Linked DNA regions of Homo sapiens: region 2 is linked to region 1. The links are chromatin loops, found by intact Hi-C in ENCODE. Cell type or tissue: A673. All regions are shown on one strand. Links, peaks and the distances in the headings refer to the core of each region. The heading gives the core; the rest is flanking DNA. Region 1 overlaps ZCCHC2 (zinc finger CCHC-type containing 2). Region 2 overlaps PHLPP1 (PH domain and leucine rich repeat protein phosphatase 1).

Region 1 (16,536 bases), core at 4,199-12,198:
CTCTGATTGTGCCGCTGCACTCCAGCCAGGGTGACAGAGCAAAACCCTTCTCTCTAAAAAATAAAGAGGCCAGGTGCAGTGGCTTAAGCCGGTAATCCCAGCACTTTGGGAGGCCAAGGTGGGTGGATCACCTGAGGTCAGGAGTTCGAGACCAGCCTGGCCAACATGGTGAAACCTCATCTCTACTAAAAATATAAAATTGGCAGGGTGTGGAGGTGCATGTCTGTAATGCCAGGTACTCAGGAGGCTGAGGCAGGAGAATCACTTGAACCTGGAAGGCAGAGGTTGCACTGAGTTGAGATCATGCCACTGCACTCCAGCCTGTGCAACAGAGTAAGACTCTATCTCCGGGGGGAGCGGGGAGACATATATATATATATATATATATATATATATATATATATATATATATATATATATATGTTTTGACATATGTACCTGTGAAACCATTACCACAATCAAGATAGTGACTATACCTATCACATCCAAAAGTTTTCTTGTGTCCCCTTGTGGTTTCCCCATTCATGCCCCTACCTCTACACCCAGGCAACCACTGATCTGCTTCCTGTCATTTCCATTTCCCAGAATTTTATCCAAATGGAATAATGCAGTCTGGTGCTCATATTTTGTCTGGCTTCTTTCACTTGGCACAGTTATTTTGAGATTCACCATGTTGTGTCTCAGCAATTCATTCCCTTTATTGCTGAGTAATATTCCATTGTTTGGTGAGACCATTCTTTCACCTGCTGATGGAGATTTGAGTTGTTTCTACTTGTAGCCTAATACAAATAAAGCTGTTATGGACATTCTTACACAAATCTTTGCATAGACATATGCTGTTGTTTCGTTTGGGTAAATTCCTAAAAGTAGAGTGGCTGGATTATAGTAGGCGTATGTTTAACTTAAGAACTGCCAAACTTTTCCAAAGTGGTTGTACCATTTTACACTCCAGTCTGAAGTTTATGAGAGTTCCAGTTGCTCCACATGTTGGTCAACACCTAGTGTGGTCTTTTTATTTCAACCACTCTATAATAGGTGTGCAGAGGTATTTCACTGTGGTTTTAATTTGCATTTCCCTGAAGACCAACAATGTTGAGCATCTTTTCATGGGCTTCTTCCTTGGTGAAGCACTTAGATCTTTTGCCCATTTTAAAAATTGTGTTTTCTTATTATGGAGTTTTGAGGTTCTAGATACAAATCCTTTATCAAATGTATGATATGCAAACATTTTCTCCCAGTCTATGGCTTGTCTTTTCATCTTCTGAACAATGTTGTTCAAAGAGCGGAGTTTTAATTCTGAGGAAGTCCAATCTATTAATATGTACTCTTACGGATTTTACTTTCACCTAAGAAATCTTCGCCTAACTCAAGGTCACAGAGGTTTTTTCCCGTTTTCTTCTATAACGTTTATAGTTTTTGCTTTTACATTTAGATCTATGAGCCATTTTGAATTAAGTTTTCTATATGCAGCAAGACATGGATTGATCCTTGGTTTTCTCCACAACCCTATTATTACCACTTTGCAGATAAGAATTAAGTCATGTAATTATTGGCCCCAAAGCAGAAGAGTCAGGAAGTAAATCCAGGTTTTTAGGCCTCTGAAGTTTGTGCTTTTTTTTTTTTGAAATGGACTCTCACTCTGTCTCCCAGACTGGAGTGCAGTGGCACGATCTTGGCTCACTGCAACCTCTGCCTCCCAGGTTCAAGCAATTCTCCTGCCTCAGCCTCCCAAGTAGCTAGGATTGCAGGCACGTGCCATCATGCCCAGCTAATTTTTGTATTTTTAGTGGAGATGGGCTTTCACCATGTTGGCCAGGCTGGTCTCGAACTCCTGACCTCAGGTGATCCTCCGTCTTGCCCTCCCAAAGCATTGGGATTACAGGCATGAGCCATCTCGCCCAGCGGAAGTTTGTGCTTTTAACCTAATGGTTTTTTAATGTAATGTGCATCTGAATGGCCCGCCCCAGGCATTCTGTGCAGTGGGGCTAGGCTGTGCCCTGGAGGCTGCATTTCACAGGCTTCCTGGTTGGTGGTCCTTGGACTGCACTGGGAGAAACACTGTGACAGCTGTGCTCCACCACTTCGCACTGGACTTTAAGGGCCTTTCCAAACGTTTTCAATCAAGAAGTGCTACCATTCTTTGCCAGAATAAACACACCTCCACTTTCAATTAGGTGGAGAGTCTGATTTAAAAGGAAACTGAGATTGCGAACCAGCTGGGCACAATGATTTATTTTCACTGGGGACAGAGAAACTCCAGAACAGGTCACTTCCTCCTTGGCCATCGTTTTTCAACATAGCCAGAAACAGGCATATTTTAACATCAAACTCCCCAGAAGATACTCGGCTATTCTGAAGTATCAGAGCATTGCGTTATCAGGAGGCGGGGAGGGTGGGAGAAGCGTTCTGGAGACCCACAGGAAAAGCCCTCCGTGGGCTGAACTTCCCTTCCACGGCCGTGTCGTGACTTCCCACCCTGCAGGAAGCAGACAGGATTGGGACTGCTGTCTACTGTTCCACCGAGGCCTTACCAAGGTCTGTGTGTGCTTTCTAGAAAGAAGGCACATTTGCACGGGGAGACAGGGGAGGGGGAGGCAACACCTGCAAACCCTGCTTGAAGCCTCTAAGTTTAGAAACCTGGGAACTTGCTTCTCCAATGTGCACATCTCTATAAATACACTAGGGAGGAGCTCAGTCCCGTGTGTCCCAAATAAGGTCAGGCAATGTGATGAGGGGACATCCTTTAGGTCACAATTTCTGTACTCTGGGTAGGGCAGGTAATAAAAAGGGTCAGCAAGGGCCCAGCCCCTGAATAGTGGCTGGTTGTCCCTATAGGGGAAGGACTTGAAAGCCCCCAGTGTCCACGCCTTCTGCTGATGGAGCTGTGCCAGCTCTGGGTTGAGGACTTCCCACCTTCGGCCCGTTGCTGAATGTACAAGGAGGCAGCACTGGAGACTGCCCAGCAATGCATCTAACAAGAATAAAGACAGAGAGAAACCTCTGACTGTTCTCTGTCCCTTAGCGTCCTTAAATTTTAGTTTCACTGCAATAAAAAGAACAAAGCATTAAGACAATGAAAAGACAATCCACAAACTGGGAGAAAATACTATATTTCCAAATCACTCATCTAATAAAGGACTAGCATCCAAAGTATACAAAGAATTCTTAACACTCAACAATAAGAAAATGACCCAATAAGATCTGGACAGCTCACCGAAGATGGCAAATAAGCATATGAAAAGATGAAAAGACGTTCCACATCATAGGTCATTAGAATTGCCAATTAAGACAACAATGTTAATTGTTGTAAGACAACACCTATCAGAAAGGTTAAAATGCAAAATACTGACACCTCCAAATGCTAGTGAGGATGTGGAGCAACAGGAACTCTCATTCATTGCTGGTGGGAATGCAAAAATGGTAGACACTTTGGAAAGACAAGTTTGGTCGTTTCTTAACAAAACTAAACACTCTCACCACATGATCCAGCAATCACATTCCTTGGTGTTTACCCAAATGAGCTGAAAACTTATGTCCACGTGTATGTTTACAGCAGCTTTAGTCATAATTGCTAGAATGTCAAAGCAACCAGGATGTCCTTCAATAGGTGAATGGATAAGGTGTGGGAATCCATATAACATTCTATTACTCAGCAAGACCAGAAACGAGCGATCCAACCCCAAAAAGGCATGGAGGACCTGAAATGCGTCCTGCCGAGCAGTAGCAGACAACCTGAAAACGCTCCAGACTGCAGGATCCCAACTACATGACATTCTGGAAAAGGCAAAACTAGGCAGACAATAAAAAGATAAGTGGGCCGGATGCGGTGGCTCACGTCTGTAATCCCAGCACTTTGGGAGGCCGAGGCGGGTGGATCATCTGAGGTCAGGAGTTAAAGACCAGCCTGACCAAGAGATGGTGAAACTCTGTCTCTACTAAAAATACAAAAATTAGCCAGGCATGGTGGCGGGCGCCTGTAATCCCAGCTACTCGGGAGGCTGAGGCAGGAGAATCACTTGAACCTGGGTGGCAGAGGTTGCAGTGAGCTGAGATCACACCACTGCACTCCAGTCTGAGTGACAGTGAGATTCCGTCTCAAAAAAAAAAAAAAAAAAATGGTTGCCAGGGATTCAGGGGAGGGAGGATGAACAGGAGGAGCACAGAGGACATTGGGGCAGTGAAACTATCCTGCACAACCCTGTAACGGCAGATGCATGTCCTCACACCTTTGTCAAAACCCACAGAACGGAACAAGAGTGAATCCTAATATAACTATAGACTTTGGTTAGCAACAAAGTATCAATGTTGGCTCATCCCTCGTATTAATAAAAAATAAGATACAGAATGATTGTATAGGACGATTACGAGTATGTAAAATAAAAACAGCTAACAGGAAAGAACAAGGCACAGTCTAACCCAAGAAGGGAGGCATTTCTAACTTTGATAAGCCCTAAAATAGGAAGGCAGGTTTCGAATAAGTAAACATTTTAAGAGAAAACAGAAGACTGTGTTAGCGCTCCCTGTATGCCAGACACCACGTTTAGATGATCTAACCCTTGCACACACCTGTGGGGTGGACACTACTGTGATTTTTATTTACAGGTAAAAGAACTGAGGCTCAGAGGGGAAGGACATTGCTCTGTGGCCCCAGCATGTAAATAGTCGTCTTCGGATTCAAACTGAGTCTACGCCAATAACCTCTATACTTCTGTTCAGAAATTTAGCAACTAGACAGAGGTTAACTAGAGTGGAATTGTAATATTACTTATCTGTTATTTAATAGATCCTTGTGAAATGCTTGGAGGTCACTTGTCTTAGCAGTTTGCTTTTTAAGACAGGGTCTCGCTGTGGCTGTGGAATGCTGTGGTGTGATCATAGCTCACAGAAGCCTCGAACTCCTGGGCTCAAGCAATCCTCCCGCCTCAGCCTCCTGAATAGTTGGGACCACAGGCATGCACCACACCTGGCTTTTATTTTTTGGTAGAGAAGGGGGTCTTGTGATGTCGCCTGGGCTGGTCTTGAACTCCTGGCCTCAAGCCATCCCCCCAGCTCAGCCGCCCAGTGATTATAGGCATAAGCCTTGTCCTAACGGTTTAAACATTTCCCCAGAAATCATGTTTCTATGTTTAGCAAACTGTCCTCCCTCCCTTCACCCCTACCATTAGTAAAAGGCACATTTCAGCCACTCACCTTTTCGTATTTGCACAATCTAAATTAAGTCCAAACGGAGTTTTCTGGTAAGCCTTTGCTGCTGATGTGTAACTTCAGCTTGCTGCCTGATGCACACACACTGTCTAGGTAGAAAAACCACTTTCCTGACCCGCCCAGGGAACTCTTTTCAGTCTCTGGTTTGATTGATGTAAGTTACCAGAGATTAGTGACTTGCGGACAAGATTTGGGACTCCTGGGGCAAGTCCCTTCCCCACTTAGTCTGGGAACAGTGACATAGAAGCTGGCACCAAAACAAGAGCTTGGAAAAAGTGAAGGCCCAAGAAGCCTGGAGGCAGCAGGACCCTTGGGATGGGCCCAGTGTGGCTGCAGGGAACAGGCATGCAGGGCGCAGACTTGCAACCCTGGGAGCTGGAGGCAGCACCCCTAACAAGGCATTCAACTTGTAGCAGAGATAGGAATGGGTTTGCAGGGAGAGTGATAGGAGAAGTGAAAGCCCAAAAGGGGTAATTGAATTAGCAAGGGCAGTGAACTCAACACAAAATCTTTGTATGGAACCCGCACATCTCCATCCCAAATCAACCTAACCCTTCTCTTGCCTCGGCTTCCTACATCATTAGAAAGAAATGATTTCTAAGCTGTGTTGTGTGATTGGCCACACCTCAAATCCATGGTTTCAATCTCAGTGGACCCTCAGGGATGCTGGGAGTTTTACTCAGTGCCCCTCGGCTCCCTGATCCAAGCAGCAGTTCCAGACGTTGGTCCCTCTCCTCAGTGCCTGCCTCCCCCATGTCACCGGGATAAAGGACACCATCAGGCCACCCTCCGCCTGCCCCAAGTACAACGGGCAACTCCACCTTCACAGCTCCCATCTGCCTAGGCGTCTTCCTCCAGCCCTGCCCTCATCCCCTCCCCTGCTGCCCCCATCCCCCAGCACCCGTCTTCTTAGCTTCAGTGACCCCGAGGAATAATTCCTTATCTCTACTGCACGTGACCACAACAGCCATTTCATTCTTGAAATCTTTTATTGATTTTTGTTGTTGTCTTCAGGGCACATTCTCTTGATCTTCTCCAGTGTCTCTTAATTCTCACTCTCAACCTTCTTTGATGGCTGTTTTCTCTGGAAACTTCCACTCTGTAGGAATGTGTTTGGGGAAAGAGAGAGTCAAGGAGTCTGTCTTTTCACTGAAGGCCATTAGGTGACTGTTGCAAGGAGAACCACGGTCTTCCAGATGCCCTCAGGTACCACTAATGCAGCCCGTGTACAGGAAGATTTTCCTCTGGGACCCACTTCTCCTGGCTCCCTCCCGCGGTGAAGCAGGTGCCTGCAGCCCCTGCCTGCCCCTGCCTGTCTCTGGACCACCCCGCCTCCCAGCTCCTGCAGCAGGACCTGGAGTCTTTCATTCCCCCACCCAGCGCACTCTCCATTAGCTACTCTTCCCAGAAGCACCTTGGGCGATGCTGTTTCCTTTGCCATCTCTCACCTCTTCACTAAGGAAAAGCTCACTTCTTCCTTCTTGGCTCAACTAAAACACGCCCTTTGAAAGTCCTTCCCTCATTCCCCTCCCCATTCTTTCTGATCTTTGGTGCTAGGATGCCCCTCGCTAGGCTGAGCTCCCAGCCAAGGTTTGCTGAATGACTGTGCATAAGAACCAGCAACTTCCTAACCGCTCAGTGCCGCGCACTGCCTGGGCTCACTGCACCCACTTAGCGTCTGTGCCTTCTTAAGCGCCAGAAACTACTGACTGTGCCAAGAAAGCAGAGCCCGAAAAGGAGGGCACGAGTCCCTCCTCCCAGAAAATCAGGACCTTCAAGATAATGCGAAGTGCATCTTTCTTCAGATGAGGCTGATTATGGCAAGCTTTTCCTGTAAGGGACAGACGGTAAATATTTTAGGCTTCGAGGGCCATAGCGTCTCCATCCCAGTTATTCCACTTTGCTGGGATAAGACAAAGCACCCACAGACAACACATAGAGAAGCAAGACGACCGTGTGCTAATGCACTTTATTTGTAGACACTGAAGTTTGAATTTCATGTATTTTTCACGTGTCACTAAACATTCTTTTTCCTTTTTCAACCATTTAAAGATGTAAAAACCATTCTTAGCTTGTCGGTGGTGGGTTGATGCCCCTTGGTTTATGCTGCCAACCCAAGAGCTACGCCTAATTCATATCCTTCAGCACTAAGTCATACAGCTTTATTTTTTTTGACTAAAAGGCCCCTGAAAATGAAAACTTTACACATGCAAGCAGAGAGGAGTCCGAGACTTTCTGACGGGGCAGGAGGGGCAGAAACTGCTCCCTAAGGCCAGGGACAGCCAGACCCGTGCTGATGCTGCCCCCTAGTGACTGGCCAGCCTAACGTCCATCTCCCACCCACGGCCACGCTGTGACGGGTTGGGGGTGTGTTCCCCAACACACGAAATAAGAACTTCAAATCAGTTCAATCAGAAAGCGTAAAGAACTGTAAACCCAATAAATCATTTAAAGTGAAAAAGTAGGCTTCAATTCACAGAATTTTAGAACTGAAAGGAACTTTTGAGATGACTCAGTTCCATTTTTACACCAATTTACCAACGATTCACGTAGCTTTCAGGTAAAAAAAAAAAAAAAAGGCAAGTTCCAGAAAGGGCTGGTGGCCCATGAGTGTTCGCAGAAGAGCCTGCCCGGGAGTCCCGCCTGCTGAATGCCAGTGCAGGGCTGCCTACACCTCACACCGACATACCCACGAAAGACAGAGGTGGCGTGGGGCAGCAACCTTGTTGTCACACTGCCTGGGCTCACCGTCACCCAATCATTCTGTGCCCTTGGATATCGACTTCTTAGCCTTTGTGCCTCAATTTCCCTAACTGTAAAACAGGGCAGAGTTCCTCCCTCACAGGGCTGTGGGACTGAAATGAGCTGATGCTGTCTGGCCCATACTGGGCATTCAAGTGTCCCCTGCATGACAAACTTCTTGAGAGTCCACTATGTGTCAGACATTGAGTGCTTTATGTCTGTGTGCCAGGTTTAATCGTGCAACTACTCTACAACGCGAGTGTCATCATCCCCACTATGTAAATCAGACCGAGAAAGGTCACATGGACTGTGGTGGGTGCCTTCTCTTGTACAACTGATTTTGTGAAGGCGTGGAAGGCACAATTAAGTTACCATGTAACAAATATGACGTGACTCCAATAGGCTAGCAGGAATAAGCACTCAGTAACTGCCAGGCAGCCTGGTGGCATTCTTCACCTTCAGCAGGGCTTGTTGTTGGGGGTGACTGTTCTTGTTTCTGCATGAAGGTTACTTTGTCACCATCCATCTTTGCCTTTGGAGTGTCTTGGGGGCAGCAGGGGTACCTGGGACAATCTATATGTGACTGTCAGAGCTTTAAAAACATCAGCAGTCACCTCTCCTTTCTCCTTGCCCCACTGCTTCAGTAGATTTAATGGAATACTCCGTGCGCAAAACTTGTGTGAAGCACAACTCAGCGTGCGAGTGGAGATATCTGTACACATTTAAAATCTGCATTGATGCCACTTGAATTTATCTGACAGGTAAATGCTTTTGAAAGCCTAGTTCTAAAAGTCCTGGATATTTCTCTGGAAACATTTCACCCTCCCGCGTCCTCAAATCCTTCGAGAGCCACAAGGAAGAGGCCTCGCTATGGGATAGGATGTGGCGTGTGTTCCAGGCGTGCCCACAACCTGGTCCAGCCCTCCTCAGTCCAGAGGCCACACGGCCATTCCACCTGTGGGTTCCTATCACCTTACACAGTTCCATAAAGCCACTGCCCTGGGCTCTGCCAGAAGCACTGGTGGGGGCAGGAAGTGGTGCCAGGAAGTGAGCACCAACTTCAAGCAGAGGCCTGAGCATCACCATGGGCCTGTCTGCAGCACTTCGTCTCACTGAACCCAAAATTTCTCTCCTAGAAAACGAGGGGAAACATTCCCACCCCACTTCACAGCTGTGATGACCAAATGCACGCAGGAAAAGCACAGAGGAAACCTTTAAAGTGTTCACACACACATTTCAACGGCTGAATGAGGGGTTTGCTCAAGCTGCTTTTATGGCCAGCTGCCTGCACTCTTTAAGGTTTTGGGCACAGGCTTCCAACCCCAAATGTTCCCTCTCTTACGTTTAATGTTCTCTAAATTAGGTCAGTAGGAAATAACATCTGCTTGCTCGCACTGTCCTCGTCCCCCACCAGGTGGCATTGCGTTCCAATGAGCAATCTCTTCTGGTGAGAGGCTGGTGGAGGCCTTTTTCACAGCGGCTCAAATTGGAACTGCAAGAGGAAAAAGAAAAACAATGAAGAACCACCCAACCCCCCACCTCACCACAACTCCCACCGCCAAATTTCAGAGAGCAAAACCGGATCATGGGATTGAGAGCTTCTGGTGACCAAGGCCCGCATTCTCTGCAGGCGGAGGTGACTGCGTGAAGGGTCTCCGGTCCCCACACGTGTGATGTGCCCCCATTACAGAACAGACAAGAGGAAGCCCCAAACCACCCCCAATTCCAAAGCTTCCACAATTGATAAACATTTGCATACACACACAGAACTCAGGTGATGTGTACCCATGTTCCAATTCAGGGGGCTTACATTTTTCAACAGAGGACAGCGTTTAGGAATTAGGGAAATTTTGCATGGACAAGCACAACAGCTGTATCTGTAAGCAGCGGTAACATCAAATATGATGTTATTCTGACCCTAGGAATCCAACCTGAGCAAGCCAATACGTTAATGAGCATCCAGGGAAAGACAAGGTTGTCCGCCCTGGCCTGTCCTCTCTCTGCACAGGGTCATCTGAAGGGGCGAGGGCACTCCAGTTAAAACATTCCCTCCACCCCGAGCTGACACCTGCCTCTCAGCCCTGGGACCCCAGAGCCCCTCATCCTTTAACAGCTGGTCTCCTCCCCTAAAGAGAAGAAGATGTAGAGATGTCGTGACTACGTTTCCAGGCAGGGACCCCATTTCTTCATATCTCACACCTCGAAACTCACTGCTCTGGAAATCAATGAGCCCTCCCTCTTGGTGGGGTGGGGTTGGGTGGAGGGGGGGGTCAGTATTTTTTTATTCTTTTAAGATTATGGGAGTGTCATGGGGTGGAACTATTGTCACAGCTTGCCTCCATATGGTTTCACTGCCTTAACCTTAGAATGCTTTTGCAATCAGTATGGAGAAGTGAAAAAGATGTCTTCCAAGCTCAAATGGATGGTGCTGTTAAGTACTAGGTGCTGTTAAGAAAACAGGTATTTTACACCGTGCTTTCTCATCTCTTTGGAACCTTTTCAGAAAAATTTGATTCTTAGTGCTTACATAAAAAATTAAATGTAGATTTGCCTTGCCATAAACTTTTACTTTGGTACTGAATAATCATGACCGTTATGACTCGGCATGTCTGTACAGTCCATACATACCATTAACTGGCAAGCTTTCCAACTAGGTTTAATCTGCGAGGGTAAGGAATAGCTTCTATATCGTTCATCAGTGCATAGAGCAAAATTAACTAATCTTAGTCTAATGAAGAGCTATGTTTGCTAGGTTCCTCACCATCCAAAGAATCACTGCCATCACTCCTACCCAAACCTGTTCTCGTCCACATCTTCCCTTTTATTAAAAAAAAAAGACACGGTCTCACTCTGTCACCTAGGCTGGAGTGCAGTGGCATGATCTGGGCTCACTGAAGCCTCTGCCTGCTGGGCTCAAGCGATCTTCCTGCCTCAGCCTCCTGAGTAGCTGGGACTACAGGCATAGACCACCAGGACCAGCTAATTTTTGTATTTTTTGTAGAGATGGGGTTTCGTCATGTTGCCCAGGCTGGTCTTGAATTCTTGGGCTCAAGTGATCTGCCCAAGGCCTTGGCCTCCCAAAGTGTTGGGATTACAGGTGTGAGCCACTGTGCCTGGCCCTGTCTCTTAAAATAGTATTACAATCTCCCTGTTCATCAAAATTGAATTCAACTAGAATTTGAGTGGCTTCTCAGTGCTATTTCATTATGTTGGACCTTTCCCATAGATTATTTAACCTTCAGAGCCATTATTTATTTATTTGAGATGAAGTCTCACTGTCACCCAGGCTGTAGTGCAGTGGTGTGACTGCAACTCACTGCAACCTCCGCCTCCCAGGTTCAAGCGGTTCTCCTACCTCAGCCTCCTGAGTAGCTGGGATTACAGGCACACACCACCATGCCCGGCTAAGTTTTTGTGTTTTTGGTAGATTCGGGGTTTCACCATGTTGGTCACGCTGGTCTCAAACTTCTGACCTCAAGTAATCCACCCGCCTTGGCCTCCCAAAGTGTTGTGATTACAGGAGTGAGCCACTGTGCCCGGCCACTGAACCATAATTTAAAAGAGCAATTCTCATTTTACATCTAGGGAAAATAAAGTTCAGAGCATCAAGGTTCCTTCTACCTGTCTCTTCCATCCCTTTCTAAATGGACCTTCCCACGGCCAACACCTTAGTCTCGGCCCTCCTGGCCATGCCTAACCCGTCTTTCAACCTCCAGGCTCTCTTTCCTTAACCACCTGAGGATTTCCTCAAATACCACTGTCAATGTGTTTTCCCTCTATTCAAAACTTGGAAACTTCCCATTTTTCATTCAACCAACTCCAAATTCTCCAGTCTGATCCCATTTTATCTACTGTACCCACAAATCTTGAAACTCTTTTATAATTTTCCCTTTACTATGGCTGTATCTCCTTCCCCCACGTCCCCAACCACACACTGCTGTTTTTGTTCCTGCCCAGCCTGCGTCCCCTTCCCCAAGGTGACTCTCCACTCTGGGGCTCTTTCTAGATGCAAAGACCTAGGCTGCACATGCATTCCCCCACCTGGCCTTCCACAGCACTGTGACACCATCTCGGGAGGGGTCCACCTGGCCTTCCACAGCACTGTGACACCATCTCGGGAGGGGTCCACCTCGCCTTCCACAGCGCTGTGACACCATCTCGGGAGGGGTCCACCTGGCCTTCCACAGCGCTGTGACACCATCTCGGGAGGGGTCCACCTGGCCTTCCACAGCGCTGTGACACCATCTCGGGAGGGGTCCACCTCGCCTTCCACAGCACTGTGACACCATCTCGGGAGGGGTCCACCTGGCCTTCCACAGCGCTGTGACACCATCTCGGGAGGGGTCCACCTGGCCTTCCACAGCGCTGTGACACCATCTCGGGAGGGGTCCACCTGGCCTTCCACAGCGCTGTGACACCATCTCGGGAGGGGTCCACCTCGCCTTCCACAGCACTGTGACACCATCTCAGGAGGGGTCCACCTCGCCTTCCACAGCACTGTGACACCATCTCGGGAGGGGTCCACCTCGCCTTCCACAGCACTGTGACACCGTCTCGGGAGGGGTCCACCTGGCCTTCCACAGCGCTGTGACACCATCTCGGGAGGGGTCCACCTGGCCTTCCACAGCGCTGTGACACCGTCTCGGGAGGGGTCCACCTGGCCTTCCACAGCACTGTGACACCGTCTCGGGAGGGGTCCACCTGGCCTTCCACAGCGCTGTGACACCGTCTCGGGAGGGGTCCACCTGGCCTTCCACAGCGCTGTGACACCATCTCGGGAGGGGTCCACCTGGCCTTCCACAGCGCTGTGACACCGTCTCGGGAGGGGTCCACCTGGCCTTCCACAGCACTGTGACACCGTCTCGGGAGGGGTCCACCTGGCCTTCCACAGCGCTGTGACACCGTCTCGGGAGGGGTCCACCTCGCCTTCCACAGCACTGTGACACCATCTCGGGAGGGGTCCACCTCGCCTTCCACAGCACTGTGACACCATCTCGGGAGGGGTCCACCTCGCCTTCCACAGCACTGTGACACCGTCTCGGGAGGGGTCCACCTGGCCTTCCACAGCGCTGTGACACCATCTCGGGAGGGGTCCACCTGGCCTTCCACAGCGCTGTGACACCGTCTCGGGAGGGGTCCACCTGGCCTTCCACAGCACTGTGACACCGTCTCGGGAGGGGTCCACCTGGCCTTCCACAGCGCTGTGACACCATCTCGGGAGGGGTCCACCTGGCCTTCCACAGCGCTGTGACACCGTCTCGGGAGGGGTCCACCTGGCCTTCCACAGCACTGTGACACCGTCTCGGGAGGGGTCCACCTGGCCTTCCACAGCGCTGTGACACCGTCTCGGGAGGGGTCCACCTGGCCTTCCACAGCACTGTGACACCGTCTCGGGAGGGGTCCACCTGGCCTTCCACAGCACTGTGACACCATCTCGGGAGGGGGGTCTAGATACCCATTCAGGATTCTCTACTACATTGCTGGTGTGAGTGTAAATCACTTGGAAAACAATACTGCAAATCTTGGCAAACTGAATACTTGCATGTCCTACAACCCAGCCGCTGCACTCCCAGCTTGCCGCCCTAGAGGACTCGTGTACACACGAACCAGGGACAACAATGTTCCCAGCAGACTTGTTTGTAACAGAAAAAAAATTAAAACCACCCAGATGTCCATTGACAGAATGGAGAAATTATCTATATTCTTCCCCACAATGAGACTATCATAAGGTAGGGAAAATGAATAAATATAAGAACACAACATCAAGACCATAAAATCAGATGAACAGAGCCAGGCACAGAAAGCTAGGCACAAAAGGATACCCTTATAAAGCTCAAGAAAAACAAAAAGAAACGGTATATTTAGGAGCAGTGTGTGGGGAAATAAACAAGTAAAAGAGTAACAGAAGGCCGGGCGCAGTGGCTAACGCCTGTAATCTCAGCACTTTGGGAGGCCAAGGCGGGTGGATCACCTGAGGTCAGGAGTTCGAGACCAGCCTGGCCAACACAGTGAAACCCCTTCTCTACTAAAAGTACCAAAAAAAAAAAATTGGCTGGGCGTGGTGGTAGACGCCTGTAATCCCAGCTACTTGAGAGGCTGAGGCAGGAGAATCACTTGAACCCGGGAGGTGGAGGTTCCAGTGAGTCGAGATTGCACCATTGCACTCCAGCCTGGGCAGCAAGAGCTAAAGCATGTCTCACAAAAAAAAAAGAAAAGACTAACACAATCTAAAGCAGTGGTTACCTTAGTGTAGTGGGGGAAGGGGAGGGAGGGATAGCTAAGGATATGGGACATGCTAGTTAATGTGAATCTGGGTTCATGATTTACACGTTACCTATAGGTGCATTATTTGTTGGCTGAAAACGAAAGTTGGTGCCCTGTAAACAATCAGGGAATTTATAATCATTTCAAACTCACTGCCCACCCAACCGGATCCAGAGGGCACAGTCATTAGATGGCTCCTGACAAAGAGCCAAGGCCCAGGACGGTGCTGGCCACCAGGACTGCGTCAAGGGCGGCGTGGAGCAACACACACAGGCCCCCAACCGTCTCTTATAAATTACCAACCGTTTAAAAACTTTGAGCCTGGATTACAGCCAAGATAAGCAATGAAATAAAAAATAGTACACATTATACTGAGAGAGGGGCCTGGCTAATAAAATCACACTAACAAAGTTGATAAAGTAATGAGTCCTTTACACTTTTAGTGGCTAAAGGCCTAAACTGGAAATACGAGCTCAAGGTTGACAAGGACTCTGCCTCATTGCTACCATAGTGTTTGGCACGCAGCCGAGTACTCAAAACTCACGGAGTGCAGTCCCCCTTTCTCTAGTGGTCACGCAGATTACCTCTATATAAAGTTACTTGGGAGGCCGGGCATGGAGGCTCATGCCTGTAATCCCACCACTTTGGGAGGCAGAGGCAGGCAGATCACTTGATGTCAGGAGTTCAAGACCAGCCTGGCCAACATGGTGAAACCCCGTTTCTACTAAAAATACAAAAATTAGCTGGGTGTCATGGTACATACCTGTAATCCCAGCTACTCAGGAGGCGGAGGCAGGAGAATCGCTTGAATCCAGGGAGGCAGAGGTTGCAGGGAGCTGAGATCCCGCCACTGCACTCCAACCTGGGCGACAGAGCAAGACCCCGTCTCAAAAACAAAAAGGTTATTTGGGGGAAGAACTGAGGAGCATCCAGATGGTAAATAACTTTGGGATTCACTGCCCACCCTGCAGGGAAATGGATTGATCCTTAACCCCAAAATAATTACATACCTAAATAAAACTTTAAAAAAATCGCCATGTATGATGTCCTATCTCCACTTTTACAAAATTTACAATGAGGCACAATTCTTAAGCTGTTTTTCATTTTTTTATTGCTGTTAATTCAAGGAAAAAAGGTTGCATAAAATCCAATCTGTTCTAGAAATATAAGTGGCCTTTCCAGTACATAACATTTCAAATATCAAAGTATATGGTAAACATACAAATAAGGAGAAGGTAACATACCTCCTATGTACAGTACAGTATTTTAAATCATAAAATAAGCTCCATAAAGTACAACTGGCAAGTGATTCACAACGCGGCCCATAAGTGGCTTATCAAAACTCTCACTTGAACAACTCAACTGCAGCTTAACAATTAATTTAATAATGTGGTCCAAAAATACCCAGATCAAATAAAATATATTTAATCAAAATAATTTCCTTTACTTGAACTTTCTTTCTAAATTAAAGCTTTCATCTACCCCTTCACACCCACCCCTTCCCCATAACTCCCACCCCTGAAAGAAAGTTTCAAAATGTACATTGGTGCTATAAATATAAATGCTACTTATGAAGCATGAAATTAAGCTTCTTTTTTCTTCAAGTTTTTTCTCTTGTCTAGCAATCTGTTAGGCTTCTGAACCAAGACCAAATGTTTACGTTCCTCTGCTGCATACCAACGTTACTCCAAACAATAAAAATCTATCATTTCTGCTCTGTGCTGAGGAATGGAAAATGAAACCCCCACCCCCTGACCCCTAGGACTATACAGTGGAAACTGTTCATTGCTGATGAATGCAGCAGTCACCAAAAAATACACCCAATCTTCCAGATAACCTCAGTGCACTTTAGGAAATCAAAAATTACCTGGAAGCAATTTAGTACATAGATTGGCTTTTTAAAAAAACTTTTTTTTTTTTTTAAAAACAGCAGCATTAAACTTAGTGACATGACACCGACATGATTAATACCATCTTAACACACTCAGAATTCCGCCTTTCACATTATAATCAAGCATAGTGGTAAACTGTTATAAAAGTGACTTTGCTATGAGAGACAGGTTAGGGAACAAACAACCTGACTTATGGTAGAAACCCATAGCTCTGTTCAGATTGCAATAAACCATACACATTTTAAACACAACGTAACACTGTAACAGCTGGTACAGGGAAAGAAGAAATCTTCACTCAAGTAGTGTCTCTTTGAGCACAACACGGTGGTAGACAAGTAAAATTGGCTGTAGACTTTCATTACAAACACAAGCACACAGAGAGCGACATTCACACCAGTGTGTTCACTTTGTGTCTCTCTGAAGCAACAGGCTA
Region 2 (16,536 bases), core at 2,884-10,883, 370 kb before region 1:
GAAGGGGGAATTATGCCCAAAAGCCCACCCAGATCTAATTGGTTACTTGCTCCATTAAGACACGAGTAGATATTAGATATTAATATACAGAGATATTTAAAAACTAATCTTAGATTTCACATTAGTGTTCAGAAATGAGCAGTTTCATTTACTGGTGTTTGTAAGGAAGACATAAAAGATCCTTTGATCTAAAAAGTAATGATCTCCAGAAAGAAACTCTGAGTGCTCTAAAGAATATATGAATTCTCCTCTGTCCCAACACAATGACATACTGTGCAAAGTCCATGGAAATGAGGGAGTAGCTGGAGCCCAGGCAGAACTGAGGCACACCTCCTCGGGTTATTCTGCCTTTTCTGAGCAAAGAGAACAGAGTTGTTAACTCTTCTCTAGAGAGCACAAGGCCAAATGACACCTTAGGGAAAGGGGAAAAGATCAATGTGTCAGATCCAGAATTTGAGTTGATGCTGTTTTCTGTTCCAAAGAAAAGCAGGCAGAATGGCAGCAACAATTCCAAACCTTTTATTTTCTATGAAGAGTATTCAGCTAGTCGGTGGTTCTCAAGCCTAGACCCATACTAGAATCACCTGGGGGAGATTTTAAAACATTCTGATTTAATGAGTCTAGGTTGGGAGACTTTTTAAAAACTTTCCTTACCTTACTGATTCTAATGTGTGCCCAGGGTTGAATACTAATGTTAGCTATTATTAGATCTACCTCCACTTTCTGTTCTTCCTTACAATACTTCTGTGTTCTTATACTTCAGCTAATTAAATTATGGCCGTTCTAATTTACAGGATTCTTTACCTGTCTAGGTACTAATTATTAGCACCTCTTCATATAATACAAGCAAGCCTGAAAAGCCTGGTTACATTTTTCAGGAAAAATCAATATCTGTATCTAAGAGAGGGAAGGGTGGGGAAAATGGAGAAGAAAAAGATATTAAGATGGGCAAGTCCTGGTGGCAAGACAAGCAGATGACATTACAGACAATGGACATCAAACTGCTGCCAAGCTAATTTAGATTGTAAAAACAGCTCCATAGTCAATAACATGAGTGATCTTAAATATGCACAATTAAGCTACTTCTCCTTTAATACTATCTCTGTTTTGCTTGGTAAACAAGCGTCAGAGGAAGATAAAGGAGCTTTTCAAAGGAGCAGGGATGCATTTCAATACTTAGGCCTTTTCTAAACACTGGAGTCTTACATAGATATAATGTGTCAGTTACCTTGTATCCTAGCAACGTCTCCTACTAAGGGAGACTATGTGATTCCAAACAGGGCCTTCCCTTAATGTTCAAACATAAGTCGTGAGGGAGCCTCACTCTGGGGAAACTTGCAATACTCAAAGAAATTTTACATGAGAAAAGTGTGTGCTACAGCACTGAGTTTCTTTCTACCCAACTAAAGGAGTGAGACAGGCAGGAGGCACTTCTTCCTCTAAAGTTTCATCTGACTTACTTGTTTTTTACCCCCGAAGCTTCAGTGTAACCATGACTCCATACAGCTGGGGCTCCGGAAGCGTCTCCTGTAGAAGGCTGATCAATCTTGAAACAGCGGATATTACTAACAAGAGAAACAGGGAGGGAACAGGAATCATTAAAACCAAATGTGTGCAAATTGCTACCTTTATCCAAGAAATAAAAAATACACCTGTTAAACACTCTGTACTTACCATTTCTTACTGCGTTTAATGTGTCTGAAATACTTATCAGCAACAAGAACCAGCTACTCGTTGTAATGAAAACTGAGGGGCATATATACAGAGCACGAAAATTAGTTTTAATGAGCATCGTAAAGCAGCTATTAGAGACTTTCACACATTCCACTTTAGATGACTGCTCTCTCCTGGGAATGACAAGGACAGCTCTCAGCCTTGGCATGAGAAAACAAAACTTAAGTAATAGGATGGGTGTATTCTTACACCATGAATACTCAGAAAGAACAACAACAAAACACCTAAGCCACAATTATACTGCATTTAGATGATGTGAGAGAATTCTGCAATATTCATCTCCAAATCCAATTTCTGTCCATATAACCCCTCCAAATATTATCATGGACTTGCAGTTCCCTGGAGCTTCCAATACTCTCCTCACGGGTATAGCCAAGTATGCTAAGACTAATATCATAAAATAAAACATATATGTAAAATTACAAAGCAAATGAAGGGTATTTAATAAATTACAAGTTAACTGTATGTATTTAAACTGGGAGATTTCTTACCTCTCCTCAGCCCTCATATGCCATAATTGATCCAACAGGACCCAAAACAGAAATACTAAAGGGACAAATTCTCAAATAGCATTTCTTAAAAATCAGCCTTGCCAGGCGCGGTGGCTCACGCCTGTAATCCCAGCACTTTGGGAGGCCAAGGCGGGCGGATCACCTGAGGTCGGGAGTTCGAGATCAGCCTGACCAACATGGAGAAACCCTGTCTCTACTAAAAATACAAAAAATTAGCTGGGCATGGTGGTGCATGCCTGTAACTCCAGCTACTCGGGAGGCTGAGACAGGAGGATCACTTGAACTCGGGAGGTGGAGGTTGCGGTGAGCCAAGATTGTGCCACTGCACTCCAGCCTGGGCAACAAGAGCGAAACTCTGTCTCAAAAAATAAATAACATAACACATAACATAACATAACATAAAAGAACATAAAATAAAATAAAATAAAATCAGCCTCTAGAAAGCATTCTGTGCCCCTAAACAGGGAGTCATTAACAGATGTAAAGTAGTCTGTTAAAAGGCTGGCTACCACAAGGTGAAATAAGTCCTCTTACTTGTAAATTGCCACTAAGTTTCCCCCTCATTATTATTTAAACAAGGGAAAAAGTATATGTATTATCTGCTGACAACTGAAGCAACACCTACATAGTTCTGGTCATGACCACAAGAATTAAAATTATCTGTTGGTACTCATTACTCCCAAATCTAACAAATACTGTATATCCTTCCTAAGAACCAGTTAAAGCTCTAAGAAGTAAATCAATATCTAACTTGTATTCCCTTTGTAACTAGAAATAACTGATGGCAATTTTTCTGAAATTTAAAAATATATGGTTAAAGAAAAGTTTCTACTCTCAATTACTAGCAAACATTTACTTTCCATCTTGTCTTGAAAAACATAAATCATAGTGTCAATAGAAAATCCCCAAATCAAGTTAATACCTTGTTTTACAATAAGGCTGGAGCTAAATCTTTTTTTCAAAGTTTTCAATTCTATAAATAAAAGAGGCATTAACAAAAAAAAGGACAGTCCTCCATTATTTGCTCTCCATATGACCTGGTACTCCATTTTATCCATCTAAAACAGTCAGCAATACAATAGGTTTCTTAAGACATATCCTAAGGCTCTTAGATACCATCCTGAAGTCTAGGGAAAAGTGAAGGCTCATTTTTAAAGGCATTTATAATTTTTACAGAACACAAAGTCTTCAGAGAAATAATTCCATTTCCTAGCCTGATTATTAAAGGAAAAAAAAAATAACTCTTAACTGCCCCCTCTCCCCAGCACACAAATAATTCTTTCTAGTGAAGCAGCAATTTCTCTTCTCTACCTAGCTGAACACAGTGTGGCTGAGCAGCTATCTGAAGTGAAATGAATGCTGACTCTTGTATATCTTTATTTTTTATTTTTTGAGACGGAGTTTCGCTCTTGCTGCCCAGGCTGGAGTACAATAGCGTAACACGGCTCACTGCAACCTCCGCCCCCAGGTTCAAGTGACTCTCCTGCCTCAGCCTCCTGAGTAGCTGGGATTGCAGGCATGCGTCACCTCGCCCGCCAATTTTTTTGTATTTAGTAGAGACGGGTTTTCATCATGTTGGTCAGGCTGGTTGCAAACTCCTGACCTCAGGTGATCTACCCACCTCGGCCTCCCAAAGTGCTGGGATTACAGGCGTGAGCCACCACACCCGGCCATCTTGTATATCTTTAAATGAGTCAGAGTTCTGTGAACCACAGCTCAATCTCACAGAAGAGTCCTCATATGCACTTAATCGGCTCACATAAAACAAACCAACCCTCTAAAAGTGCAAATAATATACGGAAAATCTTCCAAGTCATTAAGAATCCACAACCTTCCAGATGTTAAACAGAAGGTAACATTTTAAGAGTATTATGATTTTTTGCTATAGGAAACTTTGGTCTGAGTAAGTGAATATTTTAAAAAGCTTGATACGTACGACAACTGCTTTTAAGAAGAGTGTAATACCAAATTATACTCCTTCAGCAGCACCAATTTGAGGGGGGAAATGTTATTCAAATATTTTATTTTGTATTTGCTTGATATACTTATAAGTTTGAACATCTTTTCATGTAACTATTTGTACTGCATCTGTTAAATGTTAATGTCCTTGGTTTATTTTGAGTACTTTTCTTATCATATAAGAACATTTTCTAGTAAGCATATTAATGCTTTTATTTTTTGTATTTCTCTTCCTAGTTTGTCATTTGCCATTTATATCTACTCTTGAGAGTTTCTGAAATAGGAAATAGACATTTAACACTTTTATGTATAAAAAGTATATTTACGTGTAAACATATACGACATAAATATTGAAACCAATCTACATGTACTGATTTCTTTTCTTGTGACTTACTCCCTTCATTTCTTGGCCTAAAAAGTCTTTTTCTAACTTGTGAAGATATTCATATGATTTATTACTTTTAAAAATCATTTAATTTTACAGATTCAACTATTTCAGCTGGATTTTGGTGTGATATAAGAATGCAACTTTAATTTTTCTCTAAGTGGCTACTTCCATTTATTAACAAATTTTGGTGCAATTATTTTTAAATTTTATTTGTAAAAAAATGCTCAAAAATTTTTGTATCCTACGTATAAAAAATACTCAAAAGCTATCTGTTTAAAGATGATGTATTTTGATAATCCATGTTTTCTTGATCTTAAAAAGTACCTTAAAGATCACGTAGGCCATTTTTTTTCTCATCTTATAGGTGTGGACAGATGGAGGGGTTTAGGCCGAGGTTTCATACATGTGATCAACAATGGAGAGAACCTCGGTCTCTACGCCTTCCTCAGGACACTCAGGCAGTGTTTTTCAACTATGTATCAAAATTAATTTTCTCATCAAGTACTAAAATGCCAACAAATTAGGCACTAATTAGGCCAATTCTATCCAGGAATCACTTTAAGTGCTTTTCAAACTTTGGTTTGCACTACAGCCTAGGATAGTATTAACGGACCAGTCACCAAAATTCTACCGTTCTTTTCTGATTCTCTTAAGATAATGGAAGATGACTTTCGGCAACAAATATTCCAACATTGAATAAACATATATGGCATGCATAATGACTAATGTATGACAATGTTTAAAACTGCTACTGATATACCCCAAAAAATTCTGAAAATTCAGAAAAGTTTAAAGAAGAAAATAAACACTACCCATAATACTATTATCCAGAGAATAACACCACTTTAACTCTTTTTATATATCCTTTCAGGCATTTTCTAGATGTGTGTATGCATACACATGTACATATACCCAATGCACACAAATTTATAATGCAAAAATTGAATTATACTATAAAACTTCATTGTGAATTTTATTAATATTTTCACTTAATATACTGTAAAGATCTTTTGAGTTAGCAATATAGCTCTAAATAATTTTAAATGGCTTTGTAATATTCAATTGTGGAACATTATTTAATTCTTAATAGACATTTAGAGTTCCATGATGAACATTCTCATTAAGACATCTTTCCTACTGCAGACCTTTAAGGTTTTACATAGAAAACTCCAACCACTAATTCTTTTATCAATATCAAGAATGAAACAGCATCAATGACCTCTTTCCCAAACCGTGAAGATCTAACTATTGGTAGGATCTAACTACTCCGCATTCTTGGTTTTATTTAAATAACCTGGATTTCAGCGCTACACTGTTAATTTTCCCTACATCATCCATCTCTTTTAAAATCCTTCCTTAATATTTGCATTAACTGTCACAACCACGTTATCAGTGACTACTGAGATTTAAGTTACATCTTGGTTGTTCATTGCTTCCCTGCATCTTGTATATCCTGTTGTGTGTGTTAACACAGCTAACAAGTCAATGATGCTTCATATTTTGTTTCCCATTTTCACTAAGATATGAATCCCATTGCCAGTGGACAATGATGGGGATACAGTGCTTTACAGAATACTTACTTCAGTAGTTCCAGGGTTTTGTGATCAAGGACAAGGCGCGGGTTTCCAGTCAGGTCTAGCTCCTGCAGTTTGGGAGGCAGGTTTTCTGGTAATGTGACTTCACTTAGCTCATTACAGCTCAGGTCCACACACTGAAAAAAGAACAAGTGCAAACAAGAAAGAGATGGTCTAGAGAAGCTCTTCAGGGAATTCTATACTCCTACTCTTTGCATGCAAATCAGTCTGACCATTCATTATAATACACTAGACAAATGTGGAAAAGGAGGCTTATCTGTTACTTTGCCATAAACATTTAAAATAGATTTTGCTAAATGCAAAAAAAATTTTTTAATTTTCTTTGAATAACAGAAAATCCATGTTCTTTATTCTTCCTATATTTTTCACTTAATTTTATCTCCACGTTTAAAATTAAGCATTAACTAAAAAATCCTAATAGATTTTCTTATTGCTCACAAAATCTCCGTGCCATGAGAACTATAGCTCAAACATTAAAATGAACTTTAAAGGAATTTCTTAAAACAAAACAAAAAACAAAGAAGGCTGAGTACAGAGGCTCACGCTTATAATCCCAGCACTTTGGGAGGCCGAGTAGGGTGGATCACTTGAGGTCAGGGGTTTGAGACCAGCCTGGCCAACATGGTGAAACCCCATCTCTACTAAAAATACAAAAATTGGCCAGGTGGTGGCGCAAGCCTGTAATCCCAGCTATTCAAGGTGGCTGACACATGAGAATCACTTGAATACGGTAGGTGCACCGGGCACAGTGGCTCACATCTGTAAACCCAGCACTTTGGGAGGCAGAGGCAGGCGTATCACCTGAGGTCAGGAGTTCGAGATCAGCCTGGGCAACACAGTGAAACCCCCATCTCTACTAAAAATACAAAATTAGCCAGGCACATGCCTGTAATCCCAGCTACTAGAGAGGGTGAGGCAGGAGAATCGCTTGATTCTGGGAGGTGGAGGATGCAGTGAGCCGAGATCGCACCATTGCACTCCAGCCTGTGCAACAAGAGTAAATCTCCATCTCACCAAAAAAAAAAAAATAAGAATCCGGGAGGTGCAGGTTGCAGAGACCACACCACTGCATTCTGGCCTGGGCGACAGAGCAAGACCCTGTCTCAAAAAAAACAAAACAAAACAGAAAACAAACAAACAAACAAAAAACAAAGAAAAGAACATGTAAAATGAGGAAAAGGCAGGTAACACACACTCAAAATGAGAAGATATTTCAAAAGAAACTGAATAAGAAATTGGCAAAAGCAAGATGAGCAGGTAAGCCTGCCTAATCTGTGTCAAAAAAAAAAAGGGGCTGAGTCAAGTATGGATCCTACCCTCAAGGCATCAACATCTGGACTCTCCAACAGGTCCTCCCTAATTTAACTTGAAAGAAAAATCACAAAAGGGTCATGTTGGTTACAAAAAAATCAGGTTTTACCTGTAAGTAGAAATTATAGCTCCTTTCTCACAAAACTGATGTAAAGCTTAAATAAGGTGTACTGTAAAAAGAGGGGCTGCCCTTGTGTTCAGGGAGCAGGGAACCTAGGTGGAGAAGGCTCAGCATACACAAGAGAAACGGAGTGGTCAGCGCTCTAGATACAACAATGCAGAATATATATAGTATATAGTATGGGGTGGAGAGCATTCAATTATCTGGCTGAATTAGTACCTTATTGTAAGTTTCAAAAGTGCTTACAGAAACGATCAGAGGGGAATTGTTTTGTTCTCTCTTCAGTCCTTTAAAAAAAGGGAGGAGGGAGATTATACTCAAGAACTTCAGGATCTTAAAAGTGGACAAAATCTTCCTTTTATTTGGAAAAATTCTCAAAGAATTTAAATCTAGTAGGGATTGGGGAAGGGTAGAGATTGGGTAAAATGAAAACCTGTATTTTTGGGTAAATATATTTTCAATAGGCTTCAAACAACACAATGCTCTCACACAAAATGTTTCATACAGTTGCTTCCAAATAGTAGCAATGAAAAAAATTATATTGCCATTCTAAATAATCATATTTTATTATGAGAGCATTATAACCACATTATCCACAAAAAGCTGAGCAAAAAGAAAAGCTCAGAAAAATATACCCTTAAATCTACCACCCTAACACACCCAGGGTTAGCATTCTGTTTTTTTTTCCTTATAGTCTTATTCATATATATTTTTTAAAAGCCTTAAAAATCTCAAACATAGGTGCAATTTCATTACATTTCATTTACTCTTCTATCACTCTACTGCAACCATTTTCCCCATCTTCATTCCCATCTGCTATGGTCTGAATGTTTGTCCCCCAACAAATTTTCATCATATGCTGAAACTTAATCCCCAACGTGATAGTATTAAGAAGTGGGGCCTTTGGGAACAGATGAGGTCATAAGGGCTTTGCCCTCATGCATGGGATTAGTGGCCTTATAAAACAGGCCCAGTCAGCTTGTTCACTCTTTGCACCTGACAAGCATACATGGAAGGAACTATCTATGAGAAATGGGGCCTCATCAGACCAAATCTGCTGGTACCTTCATCTTGGACTTCCCAGCCTCTAGAACTGCGAGCAAGAAATTTCTGTTGTTAATAAATTATCCAGTCTAAGGCATGTTGTTATAGCAGCCTGAATGCCCTAATATACCACCACCTTTAATAGCCCCATACTAATTCTAGTAGATGTACATTAATTTACTTAACCTAAATATTGGAGAAAACAGTCATCTCTTTTTTGCTTTGTTTTGTTTTTTTCAATTATAAATAATGGTTACATCAACAGTCAACCAGAGTTTAATGAAAAACTGATACCCGATAATACTGGGTAATAATGGGACATGCTACCAACAGAGTCAGTACACATCAGCATAGCAGGACAACAAATGGGGATATACACAATCTACTGGACACTGATGGGACAGGAAATAAAGAGCTAATAAGTGTGAGTAATTTAGGATGCAAGTAGTTGACAACAAAATTCAGGGGTCAGAAAATGCCTTTGGTCAAAGATTAAAGGCATTCTGCAGAAATATTGAATTTTATGAAATTGGTAAAAATTTTTTCTACAGATATAAACTAGCTCATTCTCTAAATTATCAAATTATGAAATGAGTTCAGTAGGGTAACTAATTACTTATGAAGATAATGCTGCAGGCTGTAATGCAGACCTTCTTAGAGATGATGTTCCTGTGCCTCCCCTCTGCCCAGGACTGTTTGCTCCCCAAGGCTCCTGTGACAGAGTCTCTGATTCACTGCAGCAGGTTCCCTTCCGTCGAGCTCCACTACCCTGGACTGACCTGCATCCCATTTCCCCCGGAGGGCTCTGGCTGCACCAGAAATTTGCTTTTGGTCTTGCTTCCCTCAATGTACTCCTTGTATGCTGTCAGGATGGTTTCTCAGTGTGGTTTACTCCACCTGCTCACACTCCAGCTTCAGTCCGTCAGCCTGCTCCCAGGTGTCCTTCAACCCGACACCAAACTCCTCAGAATGTCCAACAAGGCATCCCCAACTTTGCACACTGGCTTCCTCACACTCCATGTTCCACCCATGCCAGAGTGCCTGCAGCTCATGCATGTGACATGCTTTCATCTGTCTGTGCCTTAACACATGCTTCTCTCTGTGCTTGGAACTCTTTTCTTCATGCTTTTCTTGCTTTTTATCTGGTGCAATATGCCTGATTCCTTTTAAGACTCAACTCAATGCCAACTCTACTACAACCTGTTTCAATTTGGTGTCCCTTGTTATAATTATCTGCTTACTTATTTCTTCCATGAGACTATGGCCTCCTAGAGAGCAGGGATTGCTGCTGTTTCTCCCCGGATATCCTAAGCGCAGTGCACTGGAAAGTGTAGATGTTCAACAAATGGTTTCATTAAAAGGATGAACAAATGATTGCCTGGCACATGACAATCATTTTCTCAGTGAGTTTATGAAGGACTCTTGTAAGGTGTTTCAGTAATTAAATCTGCTAGGATGGGAACTGAGATACCAGTGCTTAGGTTAAATTCAGCATAGAATAGATAGCATTTTAATGCAATTTTAATACATTTTAAATATCATAGTTTATTTCTACATAAGAATGCAACCATTTTCTTTAATGGCAGATAAGCAAAAACACCCTTTTATACTTCTGCACACAGGAAGGAGGTTCGTTCACAGAAATTATAGAAAGTTGAAAAAAAAATTACAGGATGTTGGTATCTGGTGCTGCTCTCCCAGTGTTAACACAGTGAGCAACACGCTTAGAAGCACTCTGTCATGTTCTTTCAATAGTCCTCAACAAAGGCTGACTGCTGAGGTACTCCACAAACACTTGTTGGCTGAATCATAATGGTTACCACTAAGCAAATAGAAAATATTTGAGTGAAACTGGAATAAAAAAAGACCCTTTATATTGTTAATATATGTACCTCTATGGTTAGTGTACTACAACTTTCTTAAAAATATATTCAATAGAATGTTAAATCTGGCTAAAACACGACTAAAAGAAAATTATCTTTCCCTCTTTCAGGCCCATTCTAGAATATAGCTAACAAAAATTACTTTGTTATAATCAAAATTCTGGTAAGAATGCCCAAAAAATTATGCAACCCTCAGAAAAAGTGAGATAACTCATAGCTGAGAAGGAACTCTTGATTTAGAGGAAAATCATTACAAACACATTTAGATAAGAGCATAAAAAAGTCATTATATCTTAAAGAAAAAGAAATTCAACTTGATGTATAGTTTAAGTGTAACTATCACAAAAGCTGCATGGAGCCTGTCTTTATTATGTTTTCCTCAGAACATTACCAAAGAAACAGGCATATCAATGTTCATAGCAAAGTATTATATATCATCTGCCAAATAGCTGCCTGTACTGCCCTGAAATGGCAACTTAACCTACCGGCTGCTAGATTCTGTAACACCCTACTTCCTTCCTTCCTGCAGACTATCCCCAGTCCACCACCTCCACCGTGCTCCCCAGTGGCACAGTCAGTTCCAAAAATGAGGATCCCAATCACAGTCTGGATTTCCTTGCCCTTGCAAGGTAAAAGCTGCTAGTGTATAACATATTTCCCTACTGACTTCATAAGAAGTAAATAAATGCAAGTATTCTTTCAAAAGAAAATGTATTAAGGACCTACAAATCGGCAGGCAATAAGCCATCATCAGGGACATATGGAGATGGCAGACACAGTCCCTGCCCTTGAGGAACTCCCAAGATAGTGGGGGGAAATAAACAATACACCTTTAGCTGGTATGATCAACGATATGGCAGAAGTATGCACAGGTCATAGCAGCCCAGGGACAGATAACAAGACCCCAGAGAGGCCTTTCCAGAGAAGATTTTTGTGCAGAATCAAAGTTAATCAGGCATGTGAGAACAGGTGGACATCTAGAGAGAGCTAATAGCAGGTACAGCAGGAAGGAGACAAGAATAACGTTTGTGTGGCATATCAGGAAACTCACTATGAGCAGTTGCTGAGGCTGGAGACTATTGGGCCCCAGAGCAGAAGATAAGGCTGGGCAGGCAGAGGGATCAGATAATGAACTGTGGATCCTATAGATCGTGTCTCATACAGAAGTAGTCTACACTGCCTCCCTTTCTTATGATGCTATAGGAACTAGAACATTTTAGCTTAATAGTAAAATAAATATGCACACATATGTACTATTTCTCAATATACAACTTTTAGTCAAATTCTCTTAAACTACTATACATTCCTGGTGTTATAAAAGGCTAAGTGATCACTAACGTGGGATGTTGATACAACTAAGTAGGTTTATTAACTGAATGAGTCAGTCTGAACTCAACTTTTACCCTAAACACAGACCTGAGAGTCACAGTGTAGTACTATTATTCTACATAAAATTGTATTTATGGCTGTGTGCAGTGGCTCACGTCTGTAATTCCAGCACTTTGGGAGACCGTTGTGGAAGGATTGCTTGAGGCCAGGAGTTCGAGATCCACCTGGGTAATATAGCAAGACCATCTCCGCATAAATTTTAAGAAATTAGCCAGGCTCCTGAGCACCTGGAGTCTCAGCTACTCAGGAAGCCGAGGTGGGAGCTTCCTGTGAGCCAAGGAAGTTGAGGCTGCAGTGAGTTATGATTGCACCACTGCACTCCGGCATGCGCAACAGAGCAAGACCCTCTTTTTTAAAAAAATCATATTTGTATATAATTACTGAGAAATGTGCATTAATGTTTAAACTTCCTCACCTTATAGGGAGCTGCAAAGAAAGACCTTTAATCTTGTATAAAGCATTCCTTTTAAATTTACATACAGTGTCTCCATGATTTTCTCAACTGCATTTTAGATTTGGGAAGCCTAGAAGAAACCTTGGGAAACCTTAAAATTGGCAAGAATTTGAGGTGATAAAAATGACAAGCAGGGTAACAATCCTTAGCATTCTGTTTGTTCAAATACAGAATTTCCTCAAACACTAAAACTAAGTTATCTGCAAATTTTGACTTTAAGAAAATGTATCCTGTATAAACTGAACAATTTCTTTACATCATCCCTTCTTTTTTTATCCCCAAAGAGACAAGGTCTTGCCATGTTGCGCAGGCTGGTCTTGAACTCCTGGCCTTAAGCAATCCTCCAACCTCAGCCACCCAAAGTGTTGGAATTACAGGCATGAGCCACCGTGCCTAGCCCACCAGCACTTCTTAAAATTGATTATGGCCGGGCGCGGTGGCTCACGCCTGTAATCCCAGCACTTTGGGAGGCCGAGGCGGGTGGATCATGAGGTCAGGAGATCGAGACCATCCTGGCTAACATGGCAAAACCCCGTCTCTACTAAAAAAAAATACAAAAAATTAGCTGGGTGAGGTGGTGGGCACCTGTAGTCCCAGCTACTCGGGAGGCTGAGGCAGGAGAATGGCGTGAACCCGGGAGGCAGAGCTTGCAGTGAGCCAAGATCGCGCCATTGCACTCGAGCCTGGGCGACAGCAAGACTCCGTCTCAAAAAAAAAAAAAAAAAAAAAATTAATTATGTGTGCCCTTGGGGGTACTCAATGGTATACTACAAAGTTACAGGATGCCTGGCACATGCATCTGGGGGCTTTAGTTTTACTCAGATTGAGAAGGGAAAGAGCCATTATTTTTACATTAAAAAAAAGAGAAATGATAAAAAGTAGAACATAAAATGAGCATGATTTTTAGACTGAAAAAGAGACTTGAAAAGAAATTTACAAGTGATTCCAGGCATCTCCCAGATTTCTGGGTGCGTGAGTGCACTTCCCTTTGCCCTCAGGATCTGAAGAGCACCACAGTAACCACCTCACAGATCACTTCTTCTGAGGACTGAGTCATGGTGCTCCTTTCTCCAGAAGCCTCTCTAAAGAGATGCCTTCTAAAATGCATGAGTTCATGAAGGACTAATTGTTCATCTTTATAGATACATAAGCTATTCCATAAAATGTATGCAATATTTTGTTAGAATGGGCATGGCTTTGAATTTAGAAAGATCTGCTGAAACCAGAGTTAAAAACAAACACACACAAAACTAGTCTGGGTTGGCCAGGCGCGGTGGCTCACGCCTGTAATCCCAGCACTTTGGGAGGACGAGGCGGGCGGATCACGAGGTCAGGAGGTTGAGACCATCCTGGCTAACACAGTGAAACCCTGTCTCTACTAAAAATACAAAAAAATAGCCGGGCGTGGTGGCGGGCACCTGTAGTCCCAGCTACTTGGGAGGCTGAGGTGGGAGAATGGCGTGAACCTGGGAGGCGGAACTTGCGGTGAACAAAGATCGTGCCACTGCACTCCAGCCTGGGCAACAGAGCGAGAGAGACTCCAACTCAAAAAAAAAAAAAACTAGTCTGGGTTAACTCATTACACCAATTTTGAAAGACAGAGAGAATATGCAGTCTTAACTTCCTGCTAGTCTGTTCCTGGTGAGGCTGGGTGCAGAGTGGCTTCAATGGCCACTTTCCAGTAGACACTGCTTGCTTCCTCTTTCCTTAGTCCTTGTATCGAGCCTTGTCCCAAACAGGAATTGACATTAGATTCCGCAACGGTTGGAAAATTTCCTCAGTAACTATTACTTAACTTGATTCCAGCACCATAATAATGACTGCTCCTGGTTTCAGGTTTTGGATATGCATTATGCCAAGCTGACGTTTTTACGTCTATTATGTCAACTACGCCACCCAACTAAAGCCTAAACTTGGTTCCTGACCTGTCTTCATATCCATTTCCTACTTCCCCAAGAATCAACCCACTTTCTTCCATCCATTCTACCCAGCCATTTCCCCATGTTCTTTGTGTCTTTGTGATTGAGCTGATATTCTCTATTTCATTTTACTTTAGAGACAAGAACAACAACAAACAGGGCTTGCTGGAATCCAGCCAAGCGAAGTCTGGCTACATGGTGACTATGGGATTGTGGTTTTCTCTCTAGCTGATTGAGAGCTGATCTATATTCAGTTTATTTTTTAAACTTCCTATAGCCATTGTCCTCAAGAGTATAGCATATTAAAACTACTTCATACTCCATTTCCCAGTTAAGGTAACACAGATTTTAGATACAAGTTCACTCAACTTAGCCAAGTAGTTTATTACTGCATGGAACAAACATGAAAATAATCTTCTAAAGATAATTAAAACATCTAAAAAGATGCTGTTCTTAGAATCAGTAAGCCACAGGAACATGGAAATTTGACAAAGAAGTTGCTGACATGATGTTTAAATCCCAAATTACAAACTTCATTCACCGCAGGTATCAACACTTATTTCACCTGCTTAAAATACACTTCAAAAACGGGTTAGAACACCTGGCTCCAGCCTGGGTGACAGAGAACCTATGTCAAAAAAAGCGGGGGAAGGGTTTAGAATAGGTCACTATTAACTAATAGCTTGGTTTTTGTTGCAAAATTACTATATTACCAATGTGACTGCTATGCAGTTCAGTGGAAGGAGAAACAAGTGCCATATCCAACCTCTGCTTCTGAGGTTCCTCAGCCATGAGCAGCCTTAGCATGGCCTTAGGTCCAGGTCCAGCCAAACCAAGTCTGGCGTCTGTGTGACTCAGATCTTGTTTTCCTTACTAGATGATCAAGAGCTAATCTGTATCCAGAGGGAGGCCTGTCTGTTTCAGAACCAAAAGAGAACACAATCTGCTCCAAGCAAAACTGGACTGGTGGTAGGGGTTTGAAAGATCAATGCGAAAGGGCTAAACAAAGGTGAGGATAATAACACTAATGATCCACTCAGGCTCACTGGAAAATTCTGAAAAACTCATTTTATTTTTCCTACTAATAACTTACATAACCTCCCTATCCAAATACAGAAATTAACACCTGATGATCACTTTACAGATCTCATTAGATATTATCAAAATGAAAAAAATGCCAGAGCTCAATTTTATCCAAGATTAGATGGTGCAAATAGTCTGTTTAAGGTGTACATGAATAATTAATTATTCAGGTGTTTTAAAAACATATTTTAGCATACATCTCAGTACGGAGATTTGTTTGCTCTTTTAAACAATAACTGTTTTTAAAACTTTGGTAACAAAGCTATGAATAATCACTTTCTTTTAATGTCTGAAAAGATAGCAATGCTTGGTGAAACTAGCTAGTTAAATACACCATGATCTTATCTTTTCTGAAATGTTATCTGCTAAGTTTTTAAAATTGCAATGATCTTAATACCTTTATATGCTTTACAAGTAACACCTACTGCACTTTATTTTCAAGAAACAGTGTTAATGTAATCTAGAGTTATTAACTCAATAATAAAATTTTAATACAGGTTGGAATATATCACCGTAGAAATGAAATTACTTCTTTTACATTAAAAATATGCTTAGTTTACATAAAATACATAAAAATAGGCACACTTTACAATGAAGACTTTCATAGGTATATTTATCATTTAAGATACGCACAATTTTTACAAGATTTTCTTTTAGATATTCAAATATACATACTTATATTGCAACTTAAAATATTCTCATATGACACAAAAATATCAATTCAGAGTTCTGAAACAATATAACTACTATCTTTTTCAAGAATACTATCTGTCCAGGGATGAAACATTTACATGTTTGTACATAAAGGATACTTGATATTGCTCAGTGCACACGTACCCTAAAACTTAAAGTATAAAAAAAAAAAAAATCCCAACAACAAAACTTCTATCTACTGGTAATGGAGGAGCTCAGCCTGAAAGAATGGATATTGTTAACATAAGAAAAATGCTAAGGTGTAATAGCTGGGGGGAAAATCAACCAAAGAGCAAAAAAATGGAAACCATTTAAAAATATGGGAAGTAAAATTGAAAAGGAGTTGTAAAGCAGGTACAGAGAGAAGACAACAGGGGAAGGAATTCAATAGCAACAAAGGTACTGATTCTGTAATCCAGGAATCCAAGCAAGAGTCTAGGAGAGGATTAGT

What was found. Hi-C counts contacts between places; a loop is a spot of excess contacts. Peaks named below come from ENCODE experiments on the same cell type or tissue, not always from the same donor. Only the 100,000 strongest peaks of a DNase experiment are listed, where the experiment ranks them.
Region 2: it touches region 1 in a loop (11-fold over the local background); 11 of 110 quality-filtered maps call a loop at or near these places.

The regions. Positions count from the first base shown.
Region 1 is chr18:62,577,349-62,593,884 of GRCh38, reverse strand. ZCCHC2 (zinc finger CCHC-type containing 2) reads right to left here. Exons shown (of 14, transcript NM_017742.6): 14 at 15,306-16,536. Among named protein-coding and RNA genes, the nearest start is that of ZCCHC2, 63 kb to the right of the region's middle. RefSeq lists enhancers at 7,415-7,709, 7,581-7,760, 9,626-9,685. In A673, for the core only: CTCF peaks have their summits at 7,516 (motif pointing left) and 9,369 (motif pointing right); DNase peaks (open chromatin) are centred at 7,504 and 9,384.
Region 2 is chr18:62,948,397-62,964,932 of GRCh38, reverse strand. PHLPP1 (PH domain and leucine rich repeat protein phosphatase 1) reads right to left here. Exons shown (of 17, transcript NM_194449.4): 13 at 6,174-6,304; 14 at 1,461-1,565. Among named protein-coding and RNA genes, the nearest start is that of PHLPP1, 240 kb to the right of the region's middle. In A673, for the core only: CTCF peaks have their summits at 6,659 and 6,866 (motif pointing right); a DNase peak (open chromatin) is centred at 6,882.